5 separate regions of the Homo sapiens genome follow, and regions 1, 2, 4 and 5 are each linked to region 3. The links are chromatin contacts, found by Hi-C or POLR2A ChIA-PET in ENCODE. All regions are on one chromosome and are shown on one strand. Each heading gives the region's core, a stretch centred on a gene start or an enhancer-like site at or near the end of the contact. The rest is flanking DNA. Distances are from core to core; before and after follow the strand shown.

Region 1 (2,730 bases), core at 231-2,730, 690 kb after region 3:
CTCCTAATACATGTCCAAAGCATTGACTGTTGTGTCATTAGCTGCCTGGTTACATTAGCTCCCTGGCTTCTTGTTTAGACCACTGCTAATCCCTTAAAAACAAGAGGTCTGGCACTAGTAGCACAACCTAAGGTGGCATTACAGATCTTTGAGCGAGCCACAGCAACTTTTCTGCCAAGTCAGCTTAGTTTAGACTTCAGTGAATCAGGCTATTGCTATCCTAATGTATGTCTCTATGAGTGTATTTAGCCACACATCTGCCCTTGGTTGACTTTCTGACTCATTGCTTGCTTGCTTGTTTCCTTGCTTTGGAAAACTATTGAAGATTGCTAAAAAATACCACTGCAAAGTGATGGAAAAGGGTGGAGAACAGGGGAGTAGCCAGGCTGGATGGCTCAAATATAAATGAATGAGGAATTCTTTATGAAGTATCAGTCAGATTTTATGATTAAGTGATGTAATATAGGAATTATGTAAAAGGGAAGAATGTCTGATACTGATCTATTAGAGAGGTACTTTAGAGGCTTCTTGATTGGCATAAAGTTCCTAAGGTTATAGATTTTCCCCCCTTTTGGCTGTATAGCAAAGTGTTTTAATCCACGGTTGTGCCTTATTGTTCCATTAAAATTGTATCTTCGATCCATCAATAAATACTTGTGGTTGAAACAAAATAACTTTTGTCCATTTTACAAGAATTTTATGTAACTTAGTCCCTTCAAGTTTGAAATCACAGTGTCTCCCTTACTCAAGTTTATGTCTGTACGGTCAGCTGCAGTCTACTCTGCTGCTGCCTGGATATATGAAGTGGAAACATTCATCGAGGGGCCAGCACTTTTGGCTTCGACATGGTTTTGTCAGCCGTGGCCACTTCCCATTCATTCCAGCTAAGACGCAATTTCTATTCTTGACTCCCTGACTCCTTAAATGTAGAAAAAGCCTAAAAATCCAGTATATGTCCATTCCTTAAATTGCCCACCTCCTCATTCATGTGCAGCCTCAGCGGTGACATACTCTGGTTTTACATGGCTTTTTCTTTGCATTTCTTTTTTGAGATGGAGTCTCACTCTTGCCCAGGCTGGAGTGTAATGGCACAGTCTTGGCTCACTGCAACCTCCGCCTCCCAGGTTCAAGCAATTCTCCTGCCTCAGCCTCCTGAGTAGCTGGGATTACAGGCACGTGCCACCACACCTGGCTAATTTTTGTATTTTTGGTAGAGATTGGGGTTTCACCATGTTGGCCAGGCTGGTCTTGAACTCCTGACCTCAGCTGATCCACCCGCCTCAGCCTCCCAAAGTGCTGGGATTACAGCCACCGTGCCAGGCCAGGAATCTGCATTTCTAAGAATCCACCCAGATGACAGCCCTCTTGGTGTTTGGCAAGCACAGTGGACCTACACTGCCTACGCTGGGCCTCGCTTGTCATAACCCCGAAGAGGAGCCACCCCACGTATACCCTCCCTGCTGTCACGTGTCCGTGTGAAGAGACCACCAAACAGGCTTTGTGTGAACAACAAGCCTGTTTATTTCACCTGGGTGCAGGTGGGATGAGTCGGAAAAGAGAGTTCAGCAAAGGGTGGTGGATTATCATTAGTTCTTACAGGTTTTGGGATAGGCGGTGGAGTTAGGAGCAATGTTTTGTGGGCAGGGGGTGGATCTCACAAAGTACATTCTCAAGGGTGGGGAGAATTACAAAGAACCTTCTTAAGGGTGGGGAGATTACAAAGTACATTGATCAGTTAGGGTGGGGCAGAAACAAATCACAATGGTGAATGTCATCAGTTAAGGCTATTTTCACTTCTTTGTGGATCTTCAGTTGCTTCAGGCCATCTGGATGTATACGTGCAGGTCACAGGGGATATGATGGCTTAGCTTGGGCTCAGAGGCCTGACACCTGCCCCTCTGGGAAATGATGCAGAAGAAAGGATGCCCTACAGTTGGGTGTAGCAAACAACAAAACTGCCAGTTACAGCAGGTTTCCTCTATGCAGGAGGGCCTTCAGAAAAGTGACGAATCCTTCTCTCCTGTATTGACCAAAGCTGTAAACAGCCGGACAACGTTTGGGCCCTTTAAGAGTCAAAGACAGAGACAAACTGGAAGCATTAAATTTTTTCCCTAGGTGTTGTGCTACCCCTGGATTAAAAGCCTGGGCGCGGTGGCTCATGCCTGTAATCCCAGCACTTCGGGAGACCGAGGCGGGTGGATCACCTGAGGTCAGGAGTTCGACACCAGTCTGGCCAACGTAGTGAAATCTCGTCTCTACTAAAAATACAAAAATTAGCTGGGTGTGGTGGCATGCGCCTGTAGTCCCAGCTACTTGAGGGGCTGAGGCAGGAGAATCGTTTAAACCCGGGAGGCGGAGGTTGCAGTGAGTCAAGATCGCGCCACTGCACTCCAGCTTGGGCGACAGTGAGAGACTCTGTCTCAAAAAACAAAACAAAACAAAAACCCTCGGGCCTGAGAATGAAATTATTAGTACTACAGTTTAACCTAACAGTGGCTTAAAATAGTCACGCGGCCTAGCCACACTATCTTACCACGTGGTACAGCTTCTACGGCGGAAATTTTACATTCTTAATAATTGAATTACAAAAGCATTTCTCCCTGTTACCTCAATTCTGGGACCCAATCCGGATCGAAAGAGTGGGGCGAGTGCTATTGATTGACGTGCATTCCAACCAACCTACGACGCAAGGAGAGCGCGCGCGAGCAAGACGATGCCCAATAAACACTC
Region 2 (2,700 bases), core at 79-2,578, 840 kb after region 3:
TTTTTTTTTTTTTTTTTTGAGATGGAGTCTCGCTTTGTTGCCCAGGCTGGAGTGCAATGACGTGATCTCAGCTCACTGCAAGCTCTGCCTCCTGGGTTCACACCATTCTCCCGCCTCAGCCTCCCGAGTAGCTGGGACTACAGGTGCCCGCCACTACACCCGGCTAATTTTTTTGTATTTTTAGTAGAGACGGGGTTTCACTGTGTTAGCCAGGATGGTCTCGATCTCCTGACCTTGTGATCCGCCCACCTCAGCCTCCCAAAGTGCTGGGATTACAAGTGTGAGCTACCGTGTCCGGCCCCCTACTCCTTTTTTTTTTTTTGAAGACAGGGTCTCACTCTGTTACCCAAGCTGAAGTGCAGTGACGTGGTCATGGATCACTCTAGCTTTGACCTCCTGGCTTCAAGTGATCCTCCCTCCTCTGCCTCTGGAGTAGCTGGGATCACAGGTGTGTGCCACCATGCCCAGCTAATTTATTTATTTATTTTGAGACAGAGTCTTGCTCTGTTGCCCAGGCTGGAGTGCAGTGGTGTGATCTCAGCTCACTGCAACCTCTCTGCCTCCTGGGCCCAACCAGTTCTCCCACAGCCTCCTGTGTAGCTGGGATTACAAGCATATGCCACCACATCTGCCTACTTTTTGTATTTTTAGTAGAGACGGGGTTTCGTCATGTTGGCCAGGCTGGTCTCAAACTCCTGACCTCAAGTAATCTGCCCATCTTGGCCTCCCAAAGTGCTGGGATTACAGGCGTGAGCCACCACTCCTGGCCACAGCGAATTGATTTTTAATTTTTTGTAGAGACAGGGTCTCCCTGTGTTGCCCATGCTGGTCTCAAATTCCTGGGCTCAAGGGATCCTTCCTCCTACCTTGGCCTCCCAAAGTACTGGGATTACAGGCCACCTGTAAGCCACCTGTGAGCCACCACGCCCAGCCAATATTCACTGTTTAAATCAACCAACAGTTTTGCTATGAAAGGGACACTAGGAAGTAACTTCTCGGATTTAAAGCTCTGCGAATTACTCTTTTTTCCTCGTCATCTCGTAGATCCTTCCACTTCTCTCTGTCCCTGTGGCTACTTGTTTAATGCGACTGCTGTGGGTTCCTTCTGAGTCCTCTCTGTACTTCCACCCTGGCCCCTCTAGTCTGTTCATCTACCAGTTGTAGTGCTCTTTTTTTTTTTTTCTCTCTCTCTCTCTTTCCAGGAGTGCTCTTTTAAAACCCTTGCTGGATTGGGTTACTCCCCTGCTTCAAACCATTTGATGGCTTCCCACTGCCTAACTTCCATGCTCCTCACCCTGTTTTATAAAGCTCAGAAAGATATGTTTTCTTCTTACCACTAACCCACCGCATTCAATTCTCCTGCTTGCCTGCTAAACTTTAGTCACAGTTTCTCTTTCAGTTCTTTGACTAAGCCAAGCTGTTATCAGCTTCAGGGCCTTAGCTGTTCCATCTGAAGGCCTCTGTCCAGAAAACTGTACCATCTTTTCCTCTCGTGAAGTTTCTAGTCTCAGCCTCAGTGCCTCAGAGAAGCCTCTCTAACCACCCTACTGCAGATAGCCCCTGCACTCATTTGATTCACTTCCTTCTTAACACTTACCATTAGATGGAATTCATTGTTTCTTTACTTGTTCATTGTTTGTCTCCCATACTTGATTTTAAATTCCATGAGGTCAAGGACCATGTATCTTTTCCTTATTTTTTCTTTGTTTTTAATTTAATTTAATTTATTTTATTTTTTCTTTTCTTTTTTTTTTTTTTGAGACAGAGTCTTGCTCTATTGCCCAGGCTGGAATGCAGTGGCACGATATCAGCTCACTGCCATCCCTACCTCCTGGGTTCACGCAGTTCTCCTGCCTCAGCTTCGTGAGTAGCTGGGATTACAGGTGCATGCCACCATGTCTGGCTAATTTTTTTTTTTTTTTTTTTTTTGAGACAGAGTCTCGCTGCCCCCTAGGCTGGAGTGCAGTGGCGCGATCTCGGCTCACTGCAACCTCTGGTTCACTACAACCTCCACCTCCCGGGTTCAAGCGATTCTCCAGCCTCAGCCTCCCAAATAGCTGGGACTACAGGCGCGTGGCACCACACCCAACTAATCTTTTGTATTTTTAGTAGAGACAGGGTGGGAAGACTTTTTTGTTGCATATTGGTCTATTCAGCTATTATGAGCCCTCAATAAGAATGTAAAGGACTGGCTGGGCATCGTGGCTCACACCTGTAATCCTAGCACTTTGGGAGGGTGAGGCAGGTAGATTGCCTGAGCTCAGAGGTTCAAGACCAGCCTGGGCAACATGATGAAACCCTGTCTCTACTAATAATACAAAATATTAGCTGGGCGTGGTGGTGCATGCCTGTAGTCCCAGCTACTTGGAAGGCTGAGGTGGGAGAATCGCTTGAACCTGGGAGGCAAAGGCTGCAGTGAGCCAAGATCATACCACTGCACTCTTGTCTAGGCGACAGACCAAGATTTCATCTCCAAAAACAAACAAAAAGAATATAAAGGACTGAGCTAAAAAGTAATCTTGCTGTGAGTTTTCCCAGTAACTTCCTATACAATCCTCAAGTTGTGGGAAGTGCATCTTGTATCTTTCACACTGTTAAGAGAGTCTTTGCTGTCTCCATACTATTGTGGGTTTTCTTTTCTTTTTTTTGTATTGAGACAGAGTCTTGCACTGTCGCCCGGGCTGGAGTGCAGTGGTGTGA
Region 3 (2,700 bases), core at 13-2,512:
TGTTGTGGAGCATGGTGCAATGCAGACAGCCTTGTGGAGGAGACAATCTGTAAACCATGACTGCAAAAGATTGATAAATACTGATTATTAATCTACAGCACAGTGTAGGATTGATAAATACTAATTATTAATCTACAGCACAGATTAGAAGGGTGATTAAGCCAGCGTCTAGTAGATTTGGGTTACACTCTCCTTTCTTCAATTTAGAAGCTGTATAACCTCGGGCAAGCTAATCTTTCAGTCTCCTCATCTGTAAAATGGAGTAATAAAAATATTTGTCATGATCAAGGGTTATAGTGATGTAATTCATGTAAAACATGTGGTGCCTGTAGATAATAAATACCGGATAAAGTGTCTCATGGTAGCTTTTGAAGTGAAACCTGGTATCTCATAATCAGGACAGGTGTTAAAAACCCCAGAGTAACAGTCTACAATAATTGAAACTCCTCAGTTAGGAGCTGTGTTAAAGTTGGAACAGAGCAGCATTGGAACATATGGGATGGTAATAATTGTGGAATTCTATTCACTGTTGTTAACTCCATATAAAAAGAAATTAAATCCAGCATGATTTCTGATTCCTGGAAAGTCTCTTTCCCTCCCTTTTCTTTATCTGTGATGTCAGAACGTTCCAAATACTGTATTTCAACATTTCAGGCCTGAAACTGATGGTGCCAGATTAATTGAGTAATAAATAATAAGTATTCAAGTTTTTCCGCTCTGCAAATTTACTTTGGTTATTAAAAAATTTATTCTGCTCTGCAAATTTACTTTGGTTATTAAAAAATTTATTCTGCTCTGCAAATTTACTTTGGTTACAAGCAAAAGTAAGCCACCACATCGACGAGGATGGGATTCGAACCCACGCGTGCAGAGCACAATGGATTAGCAGTCCATCGCCTTAACCACTCGGCCACCTCGTCCCGGTAAGTTACTGTTTCCTGATTGCTATAGGGAGTAATATCAAGGGGCTGTGACGCAATGTTATGGAAGCCGCCATTTTGTACGGAAGCCAAAGTCCAATCACTTCCATAGCAAGCAATCGAAAGAAGATGGCCGCTCCCACGATTGTGGGGGAGGTCTCCACTGGGGAGGGGCAGAGGAAATTCGGTCGAAAAAGAGATAAAGCTGAAGGAAATAAAATTGGCACGGAGTCTGGGAAAGTAGTTTCCCTAAAGGAGTCTTAGAAATAGGGTTGGTCTGGAACCTAAGGGGCGGAGCCGACGCGTAGAGCCGCTTTGCGCGTGCGCATCACCTAGGCGGTTAGATTTGAATACTTCACTGAGGCGAGCCGGGCGTTGTGAGCGGACTGCTAGAGGCGGCTGTCTGTTTCCGCTCTAAGGAAACTCAGAGCGTGTGGACCCCAAACAAGTCTGCGCAAAATTTGTCGAGGAGGTTTGCCGCGGCAGGTAAAGAGAATGACTCTTTCGTTCTGGGCTTCAGGGAAGGCTTCGGGTTTTGTCTGGGCGCCCTGAAGTTCCTGCGGTGGGAGGTAGGGTACGCTCCCTCAGCCTGGCGGCCTCCGTTAGCGCCGGGCCGAGTAGACGCCCCTGCCCCGGGCCGGGCACACTGTGCCCTTTTTCCCCTCCTCGGCCTGTACGTTGTGCCGCCTCCCGCTTCCCTAACACTTCTCCGCCTGCACCTCGGCCCCTCCGGCCACCCGGCTCGGGTTGCTTGTCCGTCGCTCTCTTGGCGTCCTCTTCCGCCCCGCCCTGCCGTCCTCTGTCAGGGCTCGCGGACTCTTCTTGCACCCCTGCCGCTCTTCCCTAGGGACCTCTCGGCTGTTTGTATTTCTCACTTAAGCTTTTTTTGGCTCTAAATGAAGTGACAGCAATGAGTGATTTTAAAATTCTCAGCTCTTCGTGGTTTAAGGTGTCTGCTCGGAGTGCTGGCCGCACGTAACAGATTTTTCGTTTTCTGCAAGTATAATAACCTTAACAAATGAAGTCAATATTAGTACTGCGCAAATTAGTTTTTAAAAATCCTCTTCTGTTCATTATTCCTCAGGATTTAAGCCCTTATTCTTCACGTTTATTTAAATACTCAAGTTTGAGGGAGGAAAAAGTATTGCCGATTGGAATTTTACAGATAGGTTTAATAGGCATTAACAGATAAAGGATGTGGATGAAGACCAAAGCAGAAGCTTATTCCAGTCTAGATATTAAAATTGATGTTTTCACTTCCGTCGAATCCTGTAGATATTTATTGGGTTCCTTATCCTGTGATAGGGCCGGGGACAGATGATTCCCAAACCTAGAGGGGTTTACAAAGGGAAATAACTAATATACACAAATAACTAGAATACAAGACAGAATGTAAAAGATTATAGGACATTCTAAAGTGGTGTGGGAGCACGGAAAAGGGAGAGCTTATTTGATGCTTTTGGTGATGGATTTGTGGAGAAGACCGCATTTGAGGTGGACGTTGGTTGGAGAGATGATTTACAGATGGGAGTTAATATGTGGTAAAATTTTGGTAATTAAAGGTTAGGGTCAAAGCAGTATAATTCTTGACTTTGCGAATGGCTGGAAATCTTTACAAGATGATAAATACATGTAAATTGAATTAAAATGTTTGGAATGGTAGTATTAATGATGTGTTCGATGTTAAATAATAGACTGTAAAAGATACTGACTCTAGATATTGCCAGTAAAGCAGTGCTGTCCAACAGGGCTTCCTGTGAAAATGGTAATGTTTTATATG
Region 4 (2,873 bases), core at 62-2,561, 810 kb before region 3:
CTTCATCAATAATAGCCAACAACTGGAAAGAACTCATCCAAATATGCCTCAAGTAGGAAATGGATAAATATACTACCGTAGATCCATACAATGGACTATTACTCAGCAACATAAAGGAACAACTGATACACAGAACATGAATGAATAGCAACTGCATGATGCTAAGCTGAAAGAAGCCTGATTCAAAAGGCCACAGGGTGTTTGCTTCCATCAATATGACATTCTGGAATAGGCAAAATTACAGGAACAAAAAACTAGGAAGTTGTTGCCAGGGATGGCGTTAGGGGAGGGATTAAATACAAAGAGCACTAGGGAATTTGGGGTTCATGATGAAACTTCCGTATGCTGATTGTGGTGGTTGGTAATTACATAACTGTATACATTTGTCAAAACTCACAGAACTGTAGATTAAATGGGTGAGGCTTACCATAAGTAAGTTATACCTCAATTTTAAGTTAATATATTTGTGCCAATCTTTCTTTAGTTATGCTCATACATCCATAAAATATATTAGAATTGCTGAGTCAAAGAACACTTATGTTTCAAATTTTGGTAGTTCGCCAAATTGTACTCCAAAAAGGCTGCACCAAATTACACTACTTCCCCTACACTGGGCTGGGGCCCATCTGGTTATGTCAAAGCTGTTTCATCTTCTCCAGTCTCATAGGTGTAAAAGGTATCTGTGAATTTGGTTTACATTTCTTCACGAGAAAAGTTGAGTCTCTAATCAATTGTTTGCTGTTTGCATCTTTTTATTTTTCCTGTGAAATGCCTATTTGCATCCTTTGCCGTTTACGGTCTAGTTTAAATGGCTGGTGATCAGTTCTAGATCTTGGTGGGAAGATCCAAATCTCGGGAAAGTAGAAGCCTTGGTTACAGGTCCTAATGTTAGGTGATTCCTGGAGAAATAGCCTCCGCGGAGGCAGAAGCCGCTGGGGCCCCGCCCCCAATGAGCCCGCCCCCGCCCTCTCATTGGCCCTGTCCGCTCTCCCTGACAGTCCATCTACATGCCAAGCGGCCCGACGCAGCTCCGCCCCGCCCACTCCTCGGCGCACCGCCCCGCGACCGAGCTCCGCCCTCATCTGCGCGGCCCCTCACCTTCCCGCCGGGCCTCCTCGAGGAACTGGCCGCCGTCAGTCAGGGCGCAGATGGCCGCAGAAGCGCGCCGCAGACACTCGCCGCGCCAGCCACTTACCCCCAGAGGAGAGGGGTCTCTCCCGCCACCTCAGCCTCTCTGGTAGTGGAAGAAGCCGCCGGTCCAGATCCCTCCTGCCTGTGGGACCGCTGTTTCCCTGGCAACCAGATGCGCGATGCTTCCGGTCTCGCGATAGCGGAAAGGGCTGTACCATCCGGAAATGGGACCGGGGCCGGCGGCTGTTGGAGCCCTGCGAGCTGGGACGGCCGGCGTGTGTCCTTCCGTCTTCGCTGCCGACGGTGGGGGTTGGGAGCGATTTTTCGTCTTTAGGTTGGATTCGGAACGCGGACGTCTGGATGCTTGTGTATCTCTGTCCCTCATATTGCTGTGATGCCTTACAGGTCAGTTATCCTCTCCGAGCACAGTTTCCTCCTCCGTAAAATGGGAACAATAATAATTCCCTTCTTACAAGACTTGTGCAGCTCAAAAAGACCATGTATGTGAAGCTCTAGTAAATTTGGGGTGCTATGGAAATTTTAAAAATATGAGTTTTGCACAGATTCGGCTACAGTCCAAAAAGAGTTATAATTGCTTTTTGCACCTTCTTTCATTTCGTAGTTTCTCTAATTCTCAGTGCACGAAAATTATTTCCCTACGTCCACAAACTGATTTTCCTCACCTCCATTGCCATCATTTCTCCTGCTTTCCAGTCTGAACAGCACATTACCGTTTACAGGGCATTTTCACATTCATGGCCCCTTTGTCCTCATTGTTTTAACTAGGTACGATGTGGTTTTTTTTCAGCGAAGCAAATAGTCGTAGGCTGAGTTGCCGAAAGAACACAGCTGCAGTCTAGGCGAGTGCTGGGTATAAAAACCTGGCTATAAATGCCATCCCTATGCTCCTGAATCCTGCATCTTATCACCAGCCCAGACTTCCCTGAACTCCAGACTCCTTTACCTAACTGCCTATTTGGCATATCCACTTAGATGTGTAAGCATCTCAAACTTAACACGGGAAAAAACAACTTCTCCAGAGTCCCCCACCCACTTTCTATCCATCTCAGCAAATGGTAATTTCAGCCTGCCATGCCTAGACCAAAAACCTTGGAGTCATCCTCAATTCTTCTTCCTCTCTCACTCTACAATCTATTTGTCCTATCAGCTCAACATTCAAAATATATTCAGAATCCAAACATTCGTCACAACTTCAGTGCTTCCATTCAGGTTCATACTGACATCATCTCTAAATGATAAGGCTTTCTGTTGGCTCTCTGACCTCCACTCCTACCTACTGCTTTCCCCTGGTAAACCTGGTTCCAGCCTCACTGTCCTCATTGTTAGTGTTTCTGTGCAGGGATTTCTTCCCAGCATTTCTCAGGGAATTTATGTGGCTTTCCAAATCTCAAAAGAAAAAAAGTTGCAAACTGAAGAAAATGGGAGAAAGTATCCTAATCCTCCTATGAGAATTAAAACTTAGCAGCCGACCTAGAGATGTTACTGAAGAAATTCACCAATGTCAAGTTGAAAACCAGCACAGGAAATGCTGAGTTCGAGGTTGAGGTGAACATTTTCAGGAACCAGGTCAGGAGCACTTGGGAGAGACATGGCCACAATCTCATCAGTCAGTCTTGTTTGTAGTTGGTGCCATGAAAGCCTATGTTCCTGGCCCTGTGTGCCGCTGGCAGTGAGTCATTCTTGCAAATAAAATATAAATAGGTTGATACTCATTGTATACT
Region 5 (2,756 bases), core at 1-2,500, 550 kb before region 3:
ATTTCCACAAGAGCTTTAGCAGAACTAACGACTGTCTGACCTCTACCTTCTTATTTTATTCTTGAGGTTTCCACTACTAAAGTATAGGAAGGTCCTGGTCTCAAAAATAGCCACACAGGGCAAAAGGGAAAAACAAATAAAAGCCTGGTTCAGAAACGCCCCATCCTCTGTTAAGTTCAAGTCTTTACATTTCAAAAGACAGCCTTAGAAATTAAGCTCACCACAGTGCTGATCTTCTTCTTCCCATCGGTAGCTCTTAACAGACACTTGTTGTCTGCGGGCTCAAAGCCCTCCACAGTACCCTTCTTTGGAATGGGTTTGGTTCGACCGTCATCTGAAGGAAAAAATGCATCCTGGTGAACACGGCCGCGTACGTGGCTGAGCGGCAGACAAACAGTTAAAACAGAGGAGTGGGGTAAGTGATGACCTAACCCAGCCCCGCTGCTCTAGTTTTGTTAAACACCTCATCTGCTATCACGGTCTGGCGAAACCCTGGAGAAACTATTATTTCCACGACGGAAACATGTAATATCGAAGCACGTTAAATTCCACTCAAAGTGGCGGCGTCTGGGATCCCTGACAAAGAGCCCTGGGCTGCTTGGGGCCCATTGTTACCAGAAGCAACCTAGGCGGCTCAGTGCTGGGGACTGAGCCAGCTACAATCCCTACTATTTTCCGGGCCCGAAGCCCCGAATGTGCTCAGTACAGGGTGGGGAAAGGTAGAGGAAGGCGGCGGTCCGCGGCAGACAGACTCCGGTGGCTCCCAGACACCGGGAACCCAGGGAGCATCGCCCGGCTCCCCTCCCGCTGCTTACACTTCTTCAAGGTGATATAGACGCTGCCCGACGTCCGGCACTTCTGGAAAAGTCTGGTCAGCTCCGTCAGGAACTGGAAAACAACAGGCCCAGCCCCGTTAGCCAGCCCCAAATCCTCGTCCTGCCGCGTCAAGGCCCTGGTCCTCCTGCAGGAGGCACAGGTCTCGAGTAACGCCTGAGCCGCCCCCTTCCCTCGGCCGGCCAGGCCTAGCCATACCTGCTCGCTCTCCAACAACACCATCGCGGCGACGCTGGCTCGACTCCCTCCGCTTAAGCCCCTAGCAGTGAGAGCCGGAAGTTCGGCCTAGGCTGGGCGGGACTTCCGCTACTAGACTTCCATTGTCTTCCACCAATCTCTTCTCTTCCACCAATCCCGGCCTGCGCCCTCCCCCCTCCCCGCCCGCCTAGCGCCCGCGCCCTGGGACGTCCGGGGGCCTGTGACCCGGAGGCGCTGGGGCTGTCCTGGGTCGTCACATGCGAGAAATCGTCTCACCCCAGCCAGTGTGACGGAGTGAGAGCAAAAGAAAGTTTTGATAGCAGCGTACGATTTATATTCAGCTGTATGCTGGGCAGGTAACCTAACAACTCAGTGACTCAGTTTCCTTATCCATAAAGTAAGGGTAATGATAGTATCTACCGCGCAGTGTGGTCGTGAAGCGTAAATGAAACTCAGATTAAATACGTAGAACAGTGCCTGGCACATAGAGCGTGTTCAGTAGGTATCAGCTATTGTTCTTTTCATTATTGTCATTATAAGTTCCTGTAGAGATCCTTTAAACTCTCCCTAAACGCTGACCTGCAGCTCTAGCCAGAAGGGCTGGGCCGGGCGTGGTGGCTCACGCCTGTAATCCCGGCACTTTGGGAGGCCGAGGCGGGTGGATCACGAGGTCAGGAGATTGAGACCATCCTGGCTAACACGGTGAAACGCTGTCTCTACTAAAAATACAAAAAAGTTAGCCGGGCGTGGTGGCGGGCACCTGTAATCCTAGCTACTCGGGAGGCTGAGGCAGGAGAATGGCGTGAACCCAGGAGGCAGAGCTTGCAGTGAGCTGAGATCGCGCCACTGCACTCCAGCCTGGAAGACAGAGCGAGACTCCGTCTCAAAAAAAAAAAAAAAAAAAAAAAAAATGAGGGGCTGGAGCCCAGTCTTTAGTTCTACCTCTGATTAGTCAGGAGAACTAGGTTGTAAGCCCTCTCTGCCACTAGCCAACTTGAACCCTGGGCCCTCTATAAAGTCAAGCATTCCACCACACAAGAGGTTTTCGCTGAGTGCCTCTCAGTCTGTGCCAGGCACGGTTGTAGAGGTTGGGGATGCAGCAGGATAAGAAAAGCTAAGTTCCTGGTTTCCTGGAAGTTGGGTTAAAGGGGCAGGGAGGAAATAAACAATGAAGCAAACAAGTAAGTAGTACAGCTTCAGATAATGAATTCCGTGAGACAGCCTAAGCAGGGCTGTATAATGAGAGTGGGAAGGGGACTGCCTGGGTTGGGGTCAGGGGAGTTCTCGTCGAAAAGGAGAACTTTGAGTTGAAAGCTGAAAGGACCAGCCATCCAAAGATCTAGGGACACAGTGTTTCAGACACAGGGAACGGCTAGAGCAAAACCTTCAAAGGGGAAACAAGTTGCCCTGTGTCTGTAAGACTGGCAGGTGCGGGTGGGGGTGAGGAGGGCTTGTGGAGCAAGGAGTAAAGGAGTATGGAGAGGTAGCTGGGGACCAGATTATGTAGGGCCCGTGACCATAGTAAGCCTGGATTTTGTTCTAGATACAAAGAGAAGACTCGTTAAGGAAGTTTTCAACAGAACACTGAAAATCTGATTTATATTTTTTAAAGATCCCCCTGTCTGTGTTGTGGAGAATGCACTGTAGAGAGACAGGGCAGGAAATGAGGAGCCCAGTTAGGAGATTCAAACTTAATGGCTTAAATATGTTCACTCTCTGATTTC

Evidence for each region. A loop is a pair of places that touch in the nucleus more often than their neighbours do. ChIA-PET counts read pairs that join two places held with the same protein, here RNA polymerase II (POLR2A). Pooled maps may share reads with other maps.
Region 1: a pooled map shows a loop between it and region 3 (19-fold over the local background). The contact joins the promoter of OIP5-AS1 here to the promoter of KNL1 in region 3. A Hi-C loop is called at or near these places in 3 of 37 single-sample maps with no recorded cell type and 13 of 50 pooled maps. POLR2A ChIA-PET finds 5 or more read pairs at or near these places in 1 of 52 experiments (activated B cell).
Region 2: a pooled map shows a loop between it and region 3 (3-fold over the local background). The contact joins the enhancer-like site here to the promoter of KNL1 in region 3. A Hi-C loop is called at or near these places in 1 of 37 single-sample maps with no recorded cell type and 6 of 50 pooled maps. POLR2A ChIA-PET finds 5 or more read pairs at or near these places in 3 of 52 experiments (GM10248, IMR-90 and OCI-LY7).
Region 4: a map of CD8-positive, alpha-beta T cell shows a loop between it and region 3 (18-fold over the local background). The contact joins the promoter of FSIP1 here to the promoter of KNL1 in region 3. A Hi-C loop is called at or near these places in 2 of 168 maps with a recorded cell type or tissue (CD8-positive, alpha-beta T cell and naive thymus-derived CD4-positive, alpha-beta T cell) and 6 of 50 pooled maps.
Region 5: a map of CD8-positive, alpha-beta T cell shows a loop between it and region 3 (11-fold over the local background). The contact joins the promoter of SRP14-DT here to the promoter of KNL1 in region 3. A Hi-C loop is called at or near these places in 1 of 168 maps with a recorded cell type or tissue (CD8-positive, alpha-beta T cell) and 5 of 50 pooled maps. POLR2A ChIA-PET finds 5 or more read pairs at or near these places in 1 of 52 experiments (A673).

What each region holds. Positions count from the first base shown.
Region 1 is chr15:41,281,217-41,283,946 of GRCh38, forward strand. OIP5-AS1 (OIP5 antisense RNA 1) reads left to right here and starts at 1,481. Exons shown (of 5, transcript NR_152821.1): 1 at 1,481-1,502. CHP1 (calcineurin like EF-hand protein 1) reads left to right here. Exons shown (of 7, transcript NM_007236.5): 7 at 1-671. RefSeq lists an enhancer at 1,669-2,410.
Region 2 is chr15:41,428,268-41,430,967 of GRCh38, forward strand. All of the region lies in intron 1 of RTF1 (RTF1 homolog, Paf1/RNA polymerase II complex component), which reads left to right. Among named protein-coding and RNA genes, the nearest start is that of RTF1, 13 kb to the left of the region's middle. RefSeq lists an enhancer at 1,307-1,526. Within about 2 kb of position 1,329, at least 3 of the 41 ENCODE cell types and tissues checked have a DNase peak (open chromatin) inside an H3K27ac peak, as active enhancers do.
Region 3 is chr15:40,592,987-40,595,686 of GRCh38, forward strand. It overlaps KNL1 (kinetochore scaffold 1), which reads left to right and starts at 1,263. Exons shown (of 26, transcript NM_144508.5): 1 at 1,263-1,406. TRS-GCT4-2 (tRNA-Ser (anticodon GCT) 4-2) reads right to left here and starts at 920; the gene lies at 839-920. RefSeq lists a silencer at 813-862 and enhancers at 983-1,202, 1,423-1,742.
Region 4 is chr15:39,781,530-39,784,402 of GRCh38, forward strand. It overlaps FSIP1 (fibrous sheath interacting protein 1), which reads right to left and starts at 1,312. Exons shown (of 12, transcript NM_152597.5): 1 at 1,099-1,312. It overlaps LOC105370941 (a long non-coding RNA gene), which reads left to right and starts at 1,377. Exons shown (of 1, transcript NR_135665.1): 1 at 1,377-2,873. RefSeq lists a silencer at 942-1,121 and an enhancer at 1,422-1,551.
Region 5 is chr15:40,038,061-40,040,816 of GRCh38, forward strand. It overlaps SRP14-DT (SRP14 divergent transcript), which reads left to right and starts at 1,251. Exons shown (of 3, transcript NR_040060.1): 1 at 1,251-1,388. It overlaps SRP14 (signal recognition particle 14), which reads right to left and starts at 1,121. Exons shown (of 5, transcript NM_003134.6): 1 at 1,033-1,121; 2 at 816-888; 3 at 222-334. The coding sequence starts at 1,056. It overlaps LOC124903471 (a long non-coding RNA gene), which reads left to right. Exons shown (of 2, transcript XR_007064596.1): 2 at 1-349. RefSeq lists enhancers at 139-1,084, 785-834, 855-1,034, 1,085-2,029 and a silencer at 1,115-1,324.